Regions from separate parts of the Homo sapiens genome. Here region 1 is linked to region 2. Evidence: chromatin loops called from intact Hi-C (ENCODE). Cell type or tissue: Caco-2. All regions are shown on one strand. Each heading gives the region's core, and the rest is flanking DNA. Links, peaks and the distances in the headings are about the cores only.

The links. A loop is a pair of places that touch in the nucleus more often than their neighbours do. Peaks named below come from ENCODE experiments on the same cell type or tissue, not always from the same donor. Only the 100,000 strongest peaks of a DNase experiment are listed, where the experiment ranks them.
Region 1: a loop joins it to region 2, with 23 times the contacts of the local background. A loop is called at or near these places in 62 of 110 quality-filtered maps.

Annotation. Positions count from the first base shown.
Region 1 is chr1:246,749,253-246,759,101 of GRCh38, reverse strand. SCCPDH (saccharopine dehydrogenase (putative)) reads right to left here. Exons shown (of 12, transcript NM_016002.3): 6 at 746-876; 7 at 1-68. It also overlaps the pseudogene RPL35AP6. Among named protein-coding and RNA genes, the nearest start is that of SCCPDH, 30 kb to the right of the region's middle. RefSeq lists a silencer at 4,930-5,080. In Caco-2, for the core only: a CTCF peak has its summit at 5,017 (motif pointing right); DNase peaks (open chromatin) are centred at 5,001 and 8,141.
Region 2 is chr1:246,492,820-246,502,668 of GRCh38, reverse strand. All of the region lies in intron 1 of SMYD3 (SET and MYND domain containing 3), which reads left to right. Among named protein-coding and RNA genes, the nearest start is that of SMYD3, 9.5 kb to the left of the region's middle. In Caco-2, for the core only: CTCF peaks have their summits at 4,984 and 5,185 (motif pointing left); no DNase peak of the experiment used is centred there.

The DNA of each region.
Region 1 (9,849 bases), core at 709-8,708, 260 kb before region 2:
CAGACACATCAGATCCCATAAAAGGAATGGAATAACCTTTGAGTTCCCGACAATAAGAAATTGGCCACCTGCAAGACAGACCTATGAATATTTTGCATTTCCTGCAATTACAACTTTGGCTGGTAAATGTCTGAATAAGCAAATCAGTGGCAGGGCATGGTGGCTCATGCCTGTAATCCCAGCACTTTGGGAGGCCGAGGCAGGAGGATCACTTAAGGCCAGGACTTTGAGACCAACTTGGGCAACAAAGAGAGACTCTGTCTCAAAAGAAAAAAAAAACCAGAACGCTCCTTTCAACAGCCCAACCCTAAATTCTTACCTCTAAACTTCTCACATATGTCCTGCAGTATAAAACTAAACTAAAATAAATTTTTAAAAAAGAAAAAAAGTTCTCACATAAAATTTAGTTGACAGTTAATTTCTATATTGATAGTGAAAAGTCATCATAAGATTCACTTATTTCCTAGGATTCACATGTTTTATTACACACGAAGTACTTAAGCTTATGGTAATGGATTAATTATGTCTTATTTATCTTAAGCTTATGGTAATGGATTAATTATATCTTATTTATCTCAAGCATATGGTAATGGATTAATTATATCTTATTTATCTGTGAAAACAATTCTGAACTTACTACAAATTAGTCTCCAAGCTTTTCTTAGTAACATACTTTATTAATAGCCAACCCAACAACAATATACTTAGACTAGATATATAAAAAATGGATTTTAAGTTAATTTACCTTCTCTTCAATTTTGGACCAATGAGCGGGACAGGTTTCAGATTTGATACATTTCTTAGTTTTCTCAAATTACTCTGATCTCCAAAACCATAAATTGCTGACTTCCAGGTACCATCATGAATGCTCAACCCCTAATAAAATATTTCAAGAGTTAAAGAAACATGAAAGGGTAGTTACTAAAATGTAAAGCCAAGTAACTTATCATTGTTACAAACAATATTTCACTTATATTTGGACAAGACATAATCCCTGATTTAATAATCTTGAGGAGAATTTTCATGACCAGCTAGGGAGCAGTCACATTCATTAGCTTGATCATACCCAATATTTACACCGAGAAGCCCTTTCTTCTCCCCTCCTATCATTCTTTATATTCTGTAATAAGTTATTTAGTTTTACTTCATCAATTTTACTCAACTAATTGACCATATTCCTTCAAGATCAGCCACTCTAATCCTTTTTTTTCTGCCCCATATGATCTGCAGGAATAGCCACCCTAATCCTCTCTCGATCCTACACAAATTCCTCAACATTTCTGGATATGTCCGTGTGCACATTTATGCATACATACACTGTGTACTGTCCATCTCTCCATCCTGTTACACCTGGTTCCCCGTCTACCTCCAACACCTCTTACTCTAGCCCCAAGTTATAGATCTGTCTTCCTACTGAAGTCTTAGTAAAATAATTGTTTAAAACATTTAAAGTTCACTAATAATGATTTGTATTTTAATTGCTTTCCTCAATCCCTTGATTTCTTTTTGGTATCACAGCCAGTACAGAGTCCTTAGTATTTGCCTGATCTTACTCAGACTCTCATTTATTCACTGATTTTTCATCCTTTCATGAGACTTTGGGCTGTCAGTGCCTTCCATTCTACCAATACTCTTTACAGCTTCCCCAACCCTTACCTCTAGCGCCACCGAGAAACGAGTGGCTGAGACCCCAGGAGAGGACACGACCTCTGAATTTACTATCACAGCGCTGGCCCTTTTTTTTTTTTTTTTTTTTTGAGACAGAGTCTTGCTCTTGTCACCCAGACGGGAGTGCAATGGCACGATCTCAGCTCACTGCAACCTCTGCCTCCTAGGTTCAAGCAATTCTCCTGTCTCAACCTCCCGAGTAGCTGGGATTACAGGTGCCCACCACCATGCCTGGCTAATTTTTGTATTTTTAGTAAAGACGGGGTTTCACCATGTTGGCCAGGCTGGTCTCGAACTTCTGACCTCAGGCAAGCCGCCCGCCTTGGCCTCCCAAAGTGCTGGGATTGCAGGCATGAGCCACCGCGCCCGGCCTAGCACTGACCTTTCTTTCCCAACCTCTAGGTGGGCCTTTTAATTCTCTATTACAGGAATAAACTTCATTTATTATATTGATTGTACATAATTGTATTATGTCCTTCCTTCTATGTTGTTTACATTGTTTAGGTCAACAGAGTAATTCAGAAAGATTCAAAACTAATTCTGTCACAAGATTTTCAAAGAGGGATATGTGGGAGGCAGATATGAAGGTACCTTTCATTGTTAATAAACAAAATAAGAGAAACAATAAAACCATCCAAAGATTCAGGTTTTCCTATCTCAGCTTTGATGATACTGAAAAGCAGAGATACCAAATCTAACTTTCATTCTGGTACAGATTTATTTCTTCTGTTTTATTAAAACTACAACAGAACTAAAGTCTTAAAGGTTTGATTTGTTATCTACTCAATCTGAGCCTAGCCAAAAGGGCCTATGTGAATCTCTACAAATGTAAAGATTCCAAACACCAGGAGAAAACAGCTTTTTAAAAATCTAAACATATTTTCTTATACAACTAAGCCATTGAAAAGGAAAAAATTACATTCAATTTAAAAAACTATTTGCGTTTCACAGAAAAATATAGAGACGTACCTAATACAATTTTATTAAATTGTATATTCATGTATGTTATGAAGCCAACGTACATGTAAACATCCAGGTCAAGAACTACAGGTAACCAGCAACTAAGAAGGCCCTCCTTCCGTCCTGCCTTTACAGTAATCAAGAAAAATTCTTTTCTTTAGAGTTTAATCACCTAAGAATTCATCCCTAAACAGTACAATTAGTTTTGCCTGTTTCTAAGCTCTACAGAAATGCAATCAAGCAAGATTTATTACTGAGTGTTTGGCTTCTTATGCTCAAAATTGTGATGTCAGGATTTACCACGTGTTGTAAGTAACTCCTACATTGCAGCTAGCCTTTTGACTTTCTTAATCGTGTGTTTTGGGAAACATTCTCAATTTTAAAAGTACACAAACGTATCACTTTTTCATTACATTTAATGCCTCTTTGTCTTTTTGTAAAAGCCATTCCCAACCGTGAGGGCATCCACAATCCATCTAAACTTGATTTTGGTACGGGGTGCAAAAGTATGAATCCAATTCCATTTTTTCTCCAAGTAGATACTCAATTGTCCCAGCAGCATCTACCGAAAAGCCCCCTTGCTGTTCCTGCCAACTTGAAGCCCGGAGGCCTGCTGGGAGGAGGAATTCTAAATGACAAGTATGCCTGGAAAGCTGTGGTCCAAGGCCGTTTTTGCCGTCAGCAGGATCTCCAGAACCAAAGGGAGGACACAGCTCTTCTTAAAACTGAAGGTATTTATGGCTGACATAAAATGAGATTTGATTTGGGCAGGAAATGCGCTTATGTGTACAAAGAATAATACTGACTCCTGGCAGCAAACCAAACAAAACCAGAGTAAGGTGGAGAAAGGTAACGTGTGCCCACGGAAACAGTGGCACAATGTGTGCCTAATTCCAAAGCAGCCGTCCTGCTTAGGCCACTAGTCACGGCGGCTCTGTGATGCTGTACTCCTCAAGGATTTGAACTAATGAAAAGTAAATAAATACCAGTAAAAGTGGATTTGTAAAAAGAAAAGAAAAATGATAGGAAAAGCCCCTTTACCATATGTCAAGGGTTTATGCTGACTTAATAACAGGTCTTGATCTCCAAGAGTGTCTTTCTGCCTTATTCTCTTTCAAGAATATCTTGCCTGTTCTCAGCCCTTTGAGTTTCCACATACATTTTAGAAACAGCTTGTCCAGATGCACATCGAAACAAAACAAACAAAAAAACCTGTTTGTGATTTTGATGGGAATTGCATGAGATTATAAACAAATTTGAAGAAAATTAACTACAAAATGGATTCATATTTTAATCCATGAATACGCTGGATCCTTCAATTTATGTCTTCTTTATGGTCCCTCAATAAAGGTTTACAGTTTTCTTCAAAGAAATCTTGTACACTTTCTATTACTTACTCTTAGGTACTTGATTTATTTAATGCTATCATAAATGGTGTTTTTTACAAAAATAATCACCTTCTAACTGTAGCTGGCATACAGAAATACAGCTGATTTTTATATTAATTTCATATCCAGGAACAATAAAAACTATTGTGGAAATAAATGAAACAGAATAGAAAAAATCAACAAAACTAAAAGTTGGTTCTTTGAAGAGGTCAACAAAACTGACACATTTTGGCTAGACAGACCAAAAAAAAGAGAAAGAAAACCCAAACTACTAAAATCAGGAATAAAAGAGGGAACATTATTACCAACCTTATAGAAATAAAAAGGAGTATAAAGGAATACTATGAAAAGTGTATGCCAACAAATTAGATAACCTAGGTGAAACGGACACATGTCTGCTCAGTGGATCACGACCCTCTCACACGGACCCCCTTAGAGTTGTAAGCCCTTAAAAGGGACAGGAATTGCTCACTCGCGGAGCTCGACTGCTGGAGACGTGAGTCTTGCCGAAGCTCCCAGCCGAATAAAGCCCTTCCTTCTTTAACTTGGTGTCTGAGGGGTTTTGTCTGCAGCTTATCCTGCTACAGCCTAGTTGAAAAAATTTATGTTCAAGTGCTATTTCTTTTGCGGCACTGAAAATTTACTTCTAACAAATTTGGGGGCCCGCCCGGGATTCCCATTCTCCTTTGGTGAAGGGTCTGGTCCTCTCCCATGAGGAGGCATGCCCCGCTGCCTTGTTGCAGTGGCCTCAGGGGTAAGGAATCAAGACCCACCGGGTGTGACAAATAAACCCGGACTCTCAGCAATGCAGAAAGAAACTGGCTGGCGACCTGGGGAAAGGGATCATCACACACCGCAGCGACCAGGTAACTCTGTGCACAGACCAAGGTAAGAAACACCACAGGAGCAGCCAAGCGTTTCCTCGGTGGTCGGGATACTCTGCGGGGGTTGAAAGTGTGTGTGAATGCGAGGAGCCTCCAGCAGGTGGGGCTAAAGGATAGGAGACACATCTCTAAGATGAGAGATGGGGCCTAACCAGGACCCAATATGGGAAATACCCCAAGCAAGACAGGGACCAAGAAGGACAAAGATAACAAGGATATTCCCCTTGAGTGCCCCCTAGGTCTCATGTTAAAATACTAGAAGGATAATGAAAGGACCAAAAACAAGAAAAAGCAGCTGCTGTCCCAGACCCTTCTCCTATCCCCATTGTCCCCCTCCTTATAACCCTGCCTCCTGGGAACTGTCCCAGGAGCCCACTCACTACGAGCGTTAAGTCCTCTTCCCTAAAAGGACTTCAGCGTGAGATAGAGCAATGTAAAAAGGATTTTCAGAACTTCCCTTTCCTCTCTTCTCGGGGGAAGAAAGAGCCACGATCCGTCGAACTGCTATGGGAGTCTTGGAACGTGAACACCCTTCTGGCCAAAACGTTCCTACAGCGGATCAAAAATTTCCCGCCCAAAACCTCAGGTGGGACAATAACAATGCAGCCCCTCAAGAAAATATGCAGGACCTTAGGGAATTGATAATAAAGGGGATTAAAGAATCAGTATCCCAGAATCTTACCCAAACATTTTATGTACAGCAAGGGAAAGATGAAGCACCTATAAAATTTTTTAGATTAAAGGAACAAATGAGAAAATATGCTGGTCTAGGTCTCGAGGATCCTCTTGGGCAGGGAATGTTAAAACTGCATTTTGTCACTAACAGTTGGCCAGATATTAATAAGAAATTACAAAAGATAGAGAACTGGAAAGATAAACCTATAGAAGAGCTTCTAAGAGAAGCCCAAAAAGTGTATGTAAGAAGAGATGAAGAAAAAAGCAGAAAGCAAAAATTCTGCTGTCTACCATACAACAAAGTACCCAGGGGGCCAGAACCTGTAAAGAACCTAGACCCCCACTCTCCAGGCAACATAAAGAGGATGAAAGAGTAAAGCCAGGAGACTCAAAGGTAGAGAAAAAAAATCCTAGAGGAGAAAGACTGACAGGGAACAGAAGGAGTCAAGGAGAGAGAAAGAGAGAGAGAGAGAGTCAAAGAAAAAGAGAGAGAGAGAAAGAGACAGAGAGGCAAAGAGAGAGAAAGAGACAGAGAGGCGGAGAGAGAGAGAGACAGAGACACAGACGAAGAGGCAAAGGGAGAGAAAGAGGACAAAACAAATGTTTCGAATTAAAAATAGGTCACTTCAAAAGACAATGTCCCAAATGGGAAAAAGAACAAAAGTCATATATAAAAGCAAATCAGTTCATATTAAATTTCTGTTAATTCCAGAGGCAGGAACAAACTTATCAGAGAGAGATTTAGTACTAAAATTTGGCTTACGCCTCTATATTGATTAGGGAAAATTCCTCCCCTCCCTAAACTTGCTCCCCACCGCAGACAAAGAACACATTCATCCCAAGGTATGGTCAAAAGACAGGAATCGAGGAAAGTTACAGATTCCTCCGATTCGTGTTAAATTAAAAAAATTAAAAACCCCTGGGGAAGTAGAAAAGAGAAAGCAATACCCTATTCCTTTAAAAGTGAGGGTAAATTTAAAACCTACAATTGATAATTGAAGGTCTTCTCTGTGACGGGCTGCTTAAACCCTGTATGTCTCCCTATAACACTCAAATTCTGCCTGTAAAGAAGCCAGATGGGTCATACTGGTTAGTGCAAGAACTTAGAGCTATTAATCAGATAGCCAAACAGACTACCGTTTCTTAGCTGTACAACTGGCCTGCTTTGCAGCTAGGGAAAACCTAGGACACATGGAGTTAAATGCTAGGAGAAGCCAGACCTCATCTGCACTTCTGTCTAGGTCCTAGGCTCTACACCTAGCACATAATTAAAATCCCAAACTTACAAGGTTTTCAACAAAAGTAAAGTTTGCTAAAAGTTAAGTCTAACATGTATGATCCTAACTTCTAATCTTGTGGCCTCAGGCAGTCTAGTCCACAGACATGAAGGCAGTGTGCTTTGGAAAAGAATGGTTATCATCTTTGACATTAAAAAAAAAGGAGAATTAGCCGGGCGCGGTGGCTCAGGCCTGTAATCCCAGCACTTTGGGAGGCCGAGGCGGGTGAAGCATGAGGTCAGGAGATGAGACCATCCTGGCTAACACGGTGAAAGCCCGTCTCTACTAAAAAAATACAAAAAAAAAAAAATTAGCCGGGCGTGGTGGCGGGAGCCTGTAGCCCCAGCTACTCAGGAGGCTGAGGCAGGAGAATGGCATGAACCCGGGAGGCGAGCTTGCAGTGAGCTGAGACTGCGCCACTGCACTCCAGCCTGGGCGACAGAGCGAGACTCCATCTCAAAAAAAAAAAAAAAGGAGAATTTATGTAAAAAGAATCTTATATGGTAAATTCTTGTCCTAAAGTAAATTAACTGGTTGTTTAAAGAAAGGGATATTTACGACAAGTCAGAAAGTTAAGGCATGTCAAAGGTCGTCTGTGAAAGTCGTGAAAAATGTTATAAAAGGGAATTTATGCAAGAAATGTCATATAATTGAAAAGTAATTAGGCCTCCTGAATGTAAAACTATTGAAGAAACAGTTTATGTGCAAGGTGTGTAAGGAAAGTAAAATATACTTTTGGTAAAAGGATTATAAGGAGGCATAAGAATGTGGATTTTTACCTACATTAAAAGGTTAAAAATTGTTTTGAAGGTTTAAGCAAGGTTTGAAAAGTTAATTGTAAAGGAAATTCTGTGTGTAAACATATTGGTTAAAGTTTCTGTAAACTGGACATTAAAATAAAAGCACAACAGGTTTTTCTTAAAGTACTAACCTGTTCTTTAACAAAAATTATAAAGGGTTAAAAAGAGTCTATAAAAAACTTATGGTCAGACATTAAAATTGGATAAATATGTCTAAAAGGTTTTATTAAAATTGAGTTTAACATTAATAGCACACTAATAGAAAGGTGACATTTAGCTGATCTGCTAATTGTCAAATATAAAATGGCATTTGGGTTTCTTTGGTCTAAAAAATTAATAAAAACAGTTGCTAAAGAGAATTCTGAAGGAAAATGGATACTGCCAGACCAGAGAGAAATGTTATCCAAACCCCTTATGAGCGAAATGTTGTTCCAGCTGCGTCAAGGGACCCACTGGGGGCCCCACGCCATGTGTGACGCAGTCCTCAGAGTTTATGGGTGCACAGGAATTTATACCCCGGCCAAACGGGTTACAGACAGTTGCTCAGTATGTAAGAAAACCAATAAACAAACTATAAAAAGATTACCCCTTGGGGGAAGGAGTCCAGGCTTAAGGCCATTCCAAAGTATCCAGATTCATTACACAGAGATGCCTCCAATTGGTCGTCTAAAGTATTTATTAGTAATAATAGATCACCTTACTCGTTGGGTACAAACTATTCCCTTTTCAAGTACAACTGCTAGTAATGTAGTCAAGGCATTAGTTGAAAATATTATACCCAGGTTTAGATTAATAGAAAGCATTGACTCAGATAATAGGACTCATTTCACTGTACATGTCATTAAGAAATTAGCCCAGGTACTGGATATAACATGGGAATATCATACTCCCTGGCACCCACCTTCATCAGGAAGAGTGGAAAGAATGAACCAAACTCTAAAAAAGCCACCTAACCAAATTAGTCTAGAGACTCGGGTGCCATGGACTAGCTGCCATCCCATTGCCCTGCCTAGAATCTGAACTGCCCCTCGGAAAGATGTTCGCTTATCCCCTTACGAAGTGTTGTATAGGTTGCCCTGTTTGCACTCCACTGCTGACATTCCCACAGTCAAAACAAAAGATCAGTTCCTCAGAAATTGTATGTTTGGTTTATCTTCCACTTTCTCGTCCCTCAGAACTATAGGTCTTTCAGCACAGGTACCCCCCCGCTAGAGTTTCCAGTACACCAACATTAGCATGAGGACCGTGTCCTTGTCAAAAGCTAAAGGGAAGGAAAACTCGAACCCGCTTTCGAAGGACCCTACCTAGTGCTTCTAAGCACCAAGACCGCGGTTCGAACAGCAGAAAGAGGATGGACTCATTACACCTGGGTCCAAAGAGCACCACCCCCTCCAGAATCATGGACAGCTATTCCAGGGCCAACTCCAACCAAGCTAAAGCGAAAATGGGTTTGAACCTCCTATACTGCATCTCTTTCTTTTCCCCTTCTATTGCTAGTCCTCTCTTTACTAGTGTAACTAGGTCAAGTTCACCCCAAACCATTACTTTTGACGCTTGCCTTCTGATGCCCTGTGAAGATTTGTCAAACCAGAGGCAAATCTACACTTTAGAAAAGTATCTTTATCCTTCCTAGCTCTCCTCAGACTGGAAATCTGTTAACTGAGATAAGTTAGTTTGGGAGGACTTTGACAAAGAGTCCAGTATGAACTGGGAATCTTGTCCTCCTAGAGCAGAGCTTCTCTGCCGAAATTTGTCCGATGCTCTATAAAACACCAAAGAGCAAGGACGGACGGCCCCAACTAGTACTTGCAGCTTCTTAAAACCATACATTCATTTTACTAAAGGAGTTTCCCCTCCCCATGGTCAGCTGAACCAATGTAATCCAGCACAGATGACGACTGCTGCTCCCCAGAGTTCTTCCCCTTCATTAGGCCATTTCTGTGGTGTAGGAGAAGTCTCAGGGAAGGACCCCATAGGATCCTTTGAAATGTACTTCATTGCCTCCTCACATCCTGCACCCCCTTCTCCCTCGTCTAAGTTCTCCACTAACCAAACTTTCTCTCATTATATACCCAATGATAAAACCTATGTAGCTACTGTAGAGGTTAAAGATTTAAAACAAACTACAGCAATTGAAACAGGGTATCTGGATGCAAATGCTTGGCTGGAATGGATAAAATATTCTGTTTGCACGCTA
Region 2 (9,849 bases), core at 965-8,964:
GGATGTCCGATAAGACCTTGGAGGGAAATCTACCCGAAAGCAGCCATTTAAACCAGCCCGGGTAAGGAGTTAAACAAAGTCTGAGTATTAACTGGAAGAGATTGAGATATTGTTTGACAAGTTTTAAATTTCCTGGATATTTATTAGAGTAGATATTCATGAGGAATATTAGATTAATTATAGAAAAAATGGCGCATATTCAGGAGACAGATTAGATGAGTTATAGAAGATAAAGCAGGCTGGGCATGGTGGCTCATGCCTGTAGTCCCAGCACTTTGGGAGGTCGAGGCAGGTGGATCGCTTGAGCCCATAAGTTCAAGATGAGCCTGTGCGACATGGCAAAACCCTGTCTCTACTAAAAATACAAATAATTACCTGGGTGCATGCCTGTAGTCCCAGCTACTCAGAAGGCTGAGGTGGGAGAATCAATTGAGCCCAGGAGGTGGAGGTTGCAGTGAGTGGTGATCACGCCACTGCACTCCAGCCTGGGTGACAGAGTGAGACCCTGTCTCAAAAAAAAAGAAAAAAAAAAAGGCAGCTGCATTTGAGTTGCAGTGTGAGTAAATGTGACCAGGCAATAAAGGGTAATAACTCACTGTGTTTGGTGAGATGATGGAATGTCTCTTGGCCAAGGACTGAACCTGGGGTGGAGATGGAAGGGAACATCTTCATATATGAGGGTAAGAAGAAGAGGTGCCAGAAAAGGCAACAGCAGTGGTGATTGAAAAGTTTAAGGACCGCTAGGGAAGTGGTTGCTAAGTGACTCAGCCTTAGGAGAGATTGGAAATAGTCTTCTAGGAGAGAAGCATAAATTGCCTCGTGAAATGTAGGATTGTTGAAAAGTGCTGAGGGTCTACTTAAAACTTGTGTTTGTTTATTTAAAGTGGGAACAGTTAGTTGGGTCATGTTTCCTTTCTCTCCCAATTGCCAGCTGCTTGGCTATGAGAACTGGATTTACCTAGGATTGCTAGGTTAGCATGATGGACGGAGAGAGGGGACGGGAAGTTGAAGTTGTAGGCAAGGGAGGGTGTAATTGTGGATCATGGTTTCTCAGGTAGGGAATGAGGTCGTAAGGAAGGTGATGGCCAGTGAAATGTGGCCGAATCAATGGATTAGAGGTCCTCATGTGGTCAGAGAAATGGTGAGTGGTCAGATAATGGGTTGACTTGATATGTACATGCTTAGAAGTAGTGTGTGTCTTGATACAACAGGTACGGGGTGTGGCAGAATGTGGCCAAGGTAGGGAGTAAGAAAAGATTTTTGGTCAGGAAACCCAAAGGCTGAGGTTAGTTGAATTATCTAAATAATGAAGTTACTAAGAATGTTAGACATTGGCATGAATAGTTTCAGCAAAGGCAGAATTCTCACATTGGCTAAAATAACCCAAGGTTTAAGGGTCAGTAGAGTAGAAGAGGCTAGTGGAGACAAGGAAGCACTTACCTCTGTGAAAATAATGTAAAAAGACGTTACTGGGTTTACGGCTGATTTTGTAAAATATGGTTAGCACCAGGCGTAAGTGAATTGCTGCAGTGTTACAGACTCTTCCTTGGAGGCCCTGAAGGTCAAGCAACTAGCAAAATCATTTCAAAGAGCAGAACCTTGAACGATGGCTTGAAGTAGGATTTGCAACTTCCTGGGCAGTGGCTAATGGGTCTAGGATTTGAAATAAGGTGGAAGAATTGATAATAATGTGGTTTGGGAAAGGACTTTATGGATGTGACTACATTTTTCTTTTTAAGTGGGAGTCATAATTCCTGTTTCTTCTACTGCTTCCTTTTCTTCTGTAACGAGGTTTGGGAAAGGGCTTTATGGCTGAGCCCTGGTGAAAACATTTGGTCCATGTGAATGCCACAGCAGAGGGCGTTCTTAATCAGACAGGATGACCTGCTTTGTGGATAGCAGTAAGTTGTTCTTCAGACAGCCTGGTGCTTGCTCAAAAGGCTCAAGAACAGAGCAACCATGGGGACGGGGATAGAGGCTGGTGCCTGGAACTCAACAATACAGACTTCCCCTCATGATAGCCATGTGGCTTCTGCTGGTACAGAGTGCCCAGTTTGCTGCCAGTAGTAACTGGTCCTGATTCCCCAAATGGCAACACATCTTCAGGACCAGCCAGCCACCTTGTGTCGGGTTATTATGGTAGAACTTTTTGTCATGGAGGAGTCAGTTGGAATATCAATTTTTTTCCTGTACTTGGATTTGTCTTCCCTGTGTGTAATACCACCATCTCTAAGATCCACTGAGAATCTTTGATAGAGCTGTGATATTCCCCACAAGGTTGCCTCTGACCTTCCCAGAAAGAATTAGAGCAATGGGCTAATGCTTGTGGTTTTGACTGTTTATGTTTGCCGATTTCCTCATTGGAAGACTATTGGTGGGATGTAGACCAAGTCTGCCTTCTATCGAAAAAGCCAAAAAGGCTAAATACCTTCTCAACCTCCCTTGCAGCTAGGGTGCGGGCAGTGACCTAAGTTCGGTCAATCTAAGATGCTCTCTGAGGACTTTGAATAAAAGCCAGTATCACAAAGAAGAATGGTTGAGAGAATCACTCTCCAGCAACAACCAGTTTCCCAAGGAGCAGCAGCAGCAGCAGGGCCCAGTGTCTGTGGTGATGGTAGTGCAGAATCCAGCATTATCAGGCAACAGAAGCGATACAGTCCCCAGCCCCAGCCCCTGCTCTTAACATACTCTGGCATTTAAGGCAGCTGGTGTTATAGACCAGTGGTTCTCAGACCTTTTAGTCTCAGGACCCCTTTATCCTTTTACAAATTATCAAAATGGATTTGATAGGGATTTAAAAAACGTTATTGAGAGTGCTGATGATGTTTTGTTTATGTGGGTTTTATCTATTTATATTTATTGCATAAAAATTAAAACTAAGTTTTGAAAATACCTATTTAAACATAAATTTAAGGCAGGGCGTGGTGGCTCACACCTGTAATTCCAGCACTTTGGGAGGCCGAGGTGGGCAGATCACATGAGCCCAGGAGTTTGAGACCAGCCTGGCCAACGTAGCGAAACCCCGTCTCTACTAAAAATACAAAAATTAGCCAGATGTGGTGGTGCATGCCTGTAATCAAGCTACTTTGGAGGCTGAGGCAGGAGAATCGCTTGCACCTGGGAGGTGGAGGCTGCAGTGAGCTGAGACTGCGCCACTGCACTCCAGCCTGGGTGACACAGTGAGACCCTGCCTCCAAAAAATACCCAACAACAACAAAACAACAATAACAAAAATATATATATGTGTGTGTGTGTGTGTGTGTGTGTATATTTGATGGTTTGGTTACTTAAAAAATTGTTACATATATGTAAATTTATTATGTTGTAACAATTTTTTAAGGAATCAAACTATATTTTCTTTTTTTGAGATAGAGTCTCGCTTTGTTGCCCAGGCTGGAGTGCAGTGGTACAATCTCGGCTCACTGCAACCTCTGCCTCCTGGGTTCAAGCGATTGTCCTGCCTCAGTCCCCCGAATAGCTGGGACTATAGGCCCGTGTGTATTTTTTAAAACAACGAAAATTTAATGAGAATTGCATTGCTTTACATTTTTTTCATGTCTCTCTAAAGTCTGGCTTAATCAAGTGGTGGCTTACACCTGTAATCCCAGTGCTTTGTTAGGACGAGGTGGGAGGATCATTTGAGGCCAGGAGCTCACAACCACCTTGGGCAACATAGGGAAACTTCATCTTGTTAAAAAAAAAAACAAAAAATTATCTGGGTGGGATGGTGTGCACCCTTGTAATCACAGTTACTTGGGAGGCTGAGGTGGGAGGATCACTTGAGCCTAGGAGGTCAAGGCTGCAGTGAGCCATGATCGTGCCACTGGACTCCAGCCTGGGGGGTATAAGCATTCAGACCGTAGCGTCTGGTTCATCTTATATTTTTTCTTTTTAAGATAAGCAAGTATATATGTGTGTTCTTTTTTTTTTTTTTTTTTGAGACGGAGTCTTGCTCTGTTGCCCAGGCTAAAGTGCAGTGGTGCGATCTCGGCTCACTGCCAGCTCCGTCTCCCAGGTTCACACTATTCTCCTGCCTCAGCCTCCCGAGTAGCTGGGACTACAGGCACCCGCCATCACGCCTGGCTAATTTTTTGTATTTTTAGTAGAGACAGGGTTTCACCATTAGCCAGGATGGTCTCGATCTCCTGACCTCGTGATCCACCCGCCTCGGCCTCCCAAAGTGCTGGGATTACAGGCGTGAGCCACTGTGCCCGGCCTATATGTGTGTTCTTATTTTCCATTCTTAGTTTTGCACTTGCTTCATTATCTTTGTGTCTACTGGAAATCACTCTACTATCAGTTCATGGAGATCTTCCTTATTCGTTATAGCTCCATAATGCTCAATTTTATGTATCCACTGTACTTTCTAATTTCCTATGTGTGGATATTTAGGCAATTTCCAGTATTTTGCAATTGTGCATATTGCTCTAATGAATAACCTTGCATGTGTGTATTTTTATATTGTTGCTGGTGTATCTTCAGGGTAGATTCCTCAAAATGGGATTTCTGGGTCAAGGTGTAAATACCTATGTGGGGTTGTACCATTTTGCATTCCCACTAATGATGTATGTGAGTACTTGTTTCCCTTAGCTTTGCAGCCTGAACTTTTGAATTTTTGCTAAGCTTATGGGTGAGAAGTGGGATCTTAGTATAGTTTTAATTTGCATTTAAATTGCATTATGGGTGAAGTTAAACATCTTTTCATGTGTTTAAAGGCCATATTTATATCTTTTTGTGATTTGTCTGTATTTATCTTTTGCTCATTTTTCTTGTTTTTTCCTTTTCTTTTTTTTTTTCCTCTAGAGACTGGGGTCTCCCTGTGTTACCCAGGCTGTAATGCAGTGGTTTGATCATAGGTCACTGCAGCCTTGAATTCCTGGGCTCAAGTGATCCTCCCTCCTCAGCCTCCAGAATTTTCTGAGCAGCTGAGACCACAGGCGTGCAACATCATACCCAGCTAATTAAAAGAAAATTTTTTTTTAGAGATGAGATCTCCCTAGGAGGCTGTCCTCCCACTCACTTTGAGATTCTTTTGGGGGTTCTCTGATTTGATTTTACATTTAACTGTATATGCTACCATCTGTAGCACCTCGTAGATCAAGTTTCAGATGATTTTCCATTTCTATCTGGGAGTTCCCCATTATCTCTTAATCAGATGTGATGCTCCCTCTGGTGGACAATGGAGTAAAAAGCATACAAATATTTTTCAGAAAGGCAACTTATTTTTTAGCCACTAAAACACTGTCTCTGAGTGGTCTCCTTCATGAACCCCCTTTCCAAACTGTTCTTAGCCTCTGACATTTGCCATTAACTCTTATTTTGAATTAGACCAAAAAAGGGCAAACAAGTTAAATTTTGTCATAAATATCTATATAAAACTCACTAATGAAATTTACATGGTATAGTGGCTTATTGATGATGACCATGTTTTTCACAATAAGAGTCGAAACCTATGTTTGAAACTAGTAGTTTTACTTGGAGTTGGTATGATCTGGAGGGAAAATTGTGCTTGTTGATCTCCTTACAGTTTATTACTACAAGAAGATTCTGTGTAAATGAGTTTTTCCCCTAGTTTTTGACATAATAATTACTTGTTAGTATAGAAAAAATAAAGGCCACTTGTGGGATAACCTTGTGTTTTATATCTCATTCTACTATTTGAAAAGTGAAAATGGACAGAGCCATTACTAGTTGTTTAAATATAGTACAATCAAGAATGTTTCCTTTTTAAAGTTTACTTGTTGCCAGTTTACTGTTTTATACACGGCCTATTCATGTTTAGTTTTAAACATTTAAAAGCATTTATAACAGTAGGCTAATATTGATCTTTTTGTTTGTTTGTTTGAGACAGAGTCTCACTCTGTCACCCAGGCTGGAGTGCAGTGGTGTGCTCCTGGCTCACTGCAGCCTCAACCTCCTGGCTGAAGTCATCCTCCTACCTCAGCCTTGAGTAGCTGGGACCACAGGCATGCACCACCATGCCCGGCTAATTTTTATATTTTTTGTAGAGATGGGGTTTCACCATGTTGCCCAGCCTGGTCTTGAACTCCTGGGCTCAAGCAATTCACCTGCATCGGCCTCCCAAAGTGCTGGGACTACAGGCATGAGCTACCGCATCTGGCCAATACTGATTTTTAAAATTCATTACTTGGGTTGAGAATTATAATGTAAGCAAGTCCTCTTTTTGTTGTTCTTATAGCATTTGCAGCAAAAATAAATAAGAGCAACCACAAGGGGATAAGATAGATTGATAGACTGGGCAGATTTGAATATATAAAAGTTAAAAACATCCTTATGTTAATGAACCATCTTATAATGAAAAAAATCAAGAAACTGGCCAGGCGTGGTGGCTCACGCCTGTAATCCCAGCACCTTGGGAGGCTGAGACGGGCAGATCACGAGGTCAAGAGATAGAGACCATCCTGGCCAACATGGTGAAATCCCATCTCTACTAAAAATACAAAATTAGCCGGGCGTGGTGGTGTGCGCCTGTAATCCCAACCACTTGGGAGGCTGAGGCAGGAGAATCGCTTGAACCCGGGAGGCAGAGGTTACGGGGAGTTGAGATCATGCCACTGCACTCCAGCCTGGCGACAGAGTGAGACTCCATATCAAAACAATAACAACAACAACAACAAAAAATCAAGAAACTGACGAAAATATTTCAACATAAAAAGGAATATTATTATTATTATTATTATTTTTTGAGGTGAAGTCTCACTGTCACCCAGGCTGGAGTACAGTGGCATGATCTGAGCTCACTGCAGCCTTCGCCTCCCAGGTTCAAGCAATTCTGCCACCTAAGCCGCCTACCTCCGCCCTCTGAGTAGCTGGGACCACAGATGCGTGCCACCACCCCTGGCTAATTTTTTTTTTTTATTTGGTATTTTTGGTAGAGATGGGGTTTTGCCATTTACTCAGGCTGGTCTTGATCTCCTGAGCTCAAGTGATCCCCCTGCCTTGGCCTCCCAAAGTGCTGGGATTACAGGTGTGAGTCACTCGCATGGCCAAAAAGTGTATATTTGTAATATGTAAAAATTGTTCATAAACTGATAAGAGAAAGCAACTTACTTCTGAAGTAACTAACTAGTTCTTGGGACTTTTTCCCTCTTTGTGTTTGTCTTTGAACAGCTCTCATCTTTAGATTTCCTTTGAGAAATTCCCTTGTAACTCGTTGGTTCTCGACATTGGCTACACATTGAAAGCACTCGGGGAGATTTAAGAAATGCTGGTGCATGGGTCCTGCCCTCAGAGATTCTCATTTAATTTGTCTGGAGTGTGGCTGGAGCATAGACCTTTTTTTTTTTTTTTTTTTTTTTTGAGACGGAGTCTTGCTCTGTCACCCAGGCTGGAGTGCAGTGGCATGATCTCGGCTCACAGCAAGCTCCGCCTCCCGGGTTCATGCCATTCTCCTGCCTCAGCCTCCCGAGTAGCTGGGACTACAGGCGCCCGCCACCACGCCTGGCTAATTTTTTGTATTTTTAGTAGAGATGGGGTTTCACCGTGTTAGCCAGGATGGTCTCGATCTCCTGACCTCGTGATCCACCCGCCTTGGCCTCCCAAAGTGCTGGGATTACAGGCGTGAGCCACCGCGCCCGGCAGAGCATAGACATTTTTAATACTCCCCAGATTATTATAGAGCAGTCTGGGTTGACAGCTCCTATCTTTCTTTTCCATCTTCACTGACTCCCTGCTTCTCTGTGCCTTTATATCCAAGGGCTAAGGTAAAATTGCCACAGCTGGGATTAGTCCAACTGCTTATAATATCTATAAATAATTCTGCATGTTCAGTTTTAAACTGGACATTGACATTAGCATGTTCTGTTTACATTTAAATAATTGTCATAGGTAGGACAAACAGGAATTATGTTGAATTTTTAATTGGCATGGTTATGATAGATGTTTCTCACAAATGAATTTGAGTATATAAAAATTTAATCCTTGTTAGCATTTTTTAGCTGCTGTGTTTACGTCTTGTTAGAAAGTAGATGTTAATTGGAAAGATTTATGTTGTACCAATGATCAAGAAACCTTGGGTAGTAGGTAACAGTTTCTCTGGGCAGTTTAATTTTTGAGTTTTTGACTCTAATATTGGATGCTCAGTTTTAGTGGTGAAAACTTAAGCATCTTACAAAAAGACTTACTTAAAATCTATGAATCATTGGTATTTTACACATTTACCTGTGGAATTTAAAAATATCCAGATGTCTGAGCAACATCCTTAAGGGTCCCATAATTGTTTAAAGCTTCACAGGTAATGCTAATGCATAGCCAGAGTTGAGAACCTTTGGGAAAGGAATAAAAAAAAAGTCATGATACCAGTGAAATAAGTGGTAGAGATAACAACTATGGAGGAATAACTAATTGGGAAATGTGCATACATTGTTTAGTAGACCATTATGACTGCAGCGAAGTGCTGTTTGTATAGATGATAGATTATAAGTTGGGATAGCGTCTGTGATACAGAAGGCCTTGCTGAGGTTAAGAGATTTTGAACTTTATTTTCTAGGTACAACTCTTGAGGAGCCCATAGAGATTTTTGGGCTGCAGTATGAGGTGCACATGGAAGATTTGTGTAGGAGTCCTGATTTGGGTGAATTTTGTGATGAGGGAGAGAAGTGGAAAGACTGGAGATGAGGATTCCAGTTAGGAGAAAATGTGCGTTATTCTAGATGTGAAGTGATGAAGGCCTGAGCTAGGGGACTGGTAGAGGGCCTGGAACCAAACATGTTGAGGAGTTCACCCACGTTGTTGACCGATTAAAGGGCAAGGAAGCAGTGAAGGGTGAGTGCTGGGTTTTGAGCTAGAACTATTGGAATAGTGGTGACAGTACTGCTCTGTGGTGAAGGGTGAGTGCTGGGTTTTGAGCTGGAACTATTGGAATAGTGGTGACAGTACTGCTCTGTGGTGAAGGGTGAGTGCTGGGTTTTGAGCTGGAACTATTGGAATAGTGGTGACAGTAGTGCTCTGTGGTGAAGGGTGAGTGCTGGGTTTTGAACTATTGGAATAGTGGTGATACTACTGCTCTGTGAAGTCATTGGTGTGAGTGTGATCTCCCAGTAGTAAGTTAGGCAGCAAAAGATAGCATTGCTGAGGATCAAGCTTAAGAGAAAAAGCTTCTCAGGATTGGGAGACCATAGAAGACCTCCATAAATGGGTTAATAGTGCCCCTTTTTGGCCTAGTTTTTACTGCCTGGGTAAGTAGGGTAAGTAAGTTAATCTGAGTCTCAGTTTTGCCTTTTTGAAATGAAGGTATTGAGTGATTTCTGACATCCTTTTTAAGTTTTCTGCAGTTTTAGAAACCATTTATGTATTTGCTACAGCTGCCTCCTCCTACTCCTCTTTCTTTTTATTTATTTATTTTTTCAGAGAGACAAGGTCTCACTATGTTGTCCAGGCTGGCCTCAAACTCCTGGCCTCAAGTGATCCTCCTACCTCAGCCCCCCTCTCCTCCCCCCCAGTAGCTAGGACTACAGACCAATGTGCCTGGCCACCTCCTCCTTTTTTTGTAACAGCTTTATTGAGATATAACTCATATACCATACCATTTGCCTATTTAAAGTGATATAAAGTAACATTAACTTTACCCTTTTATTTATTTAAGTGTACCCTTCGGTGGCATTAAGTACATACTAATATCACCATAATCAACTTTAGAAAATTCTTATCACCCACAAAAGAAACAATGTACCTTAAGGCTGTCTTCCACTGTAATTAAACAGAGGAAAACATAAGGATTAAACCCTTGAATTGAGGCTTTACCATGTACCTGCCTTGTGAATTTACAGGGCCAGTTAGAAATCCCTTCCAGTTCAAACCGGCTCCTTGCAGTGCTGACCCACGAGGTGG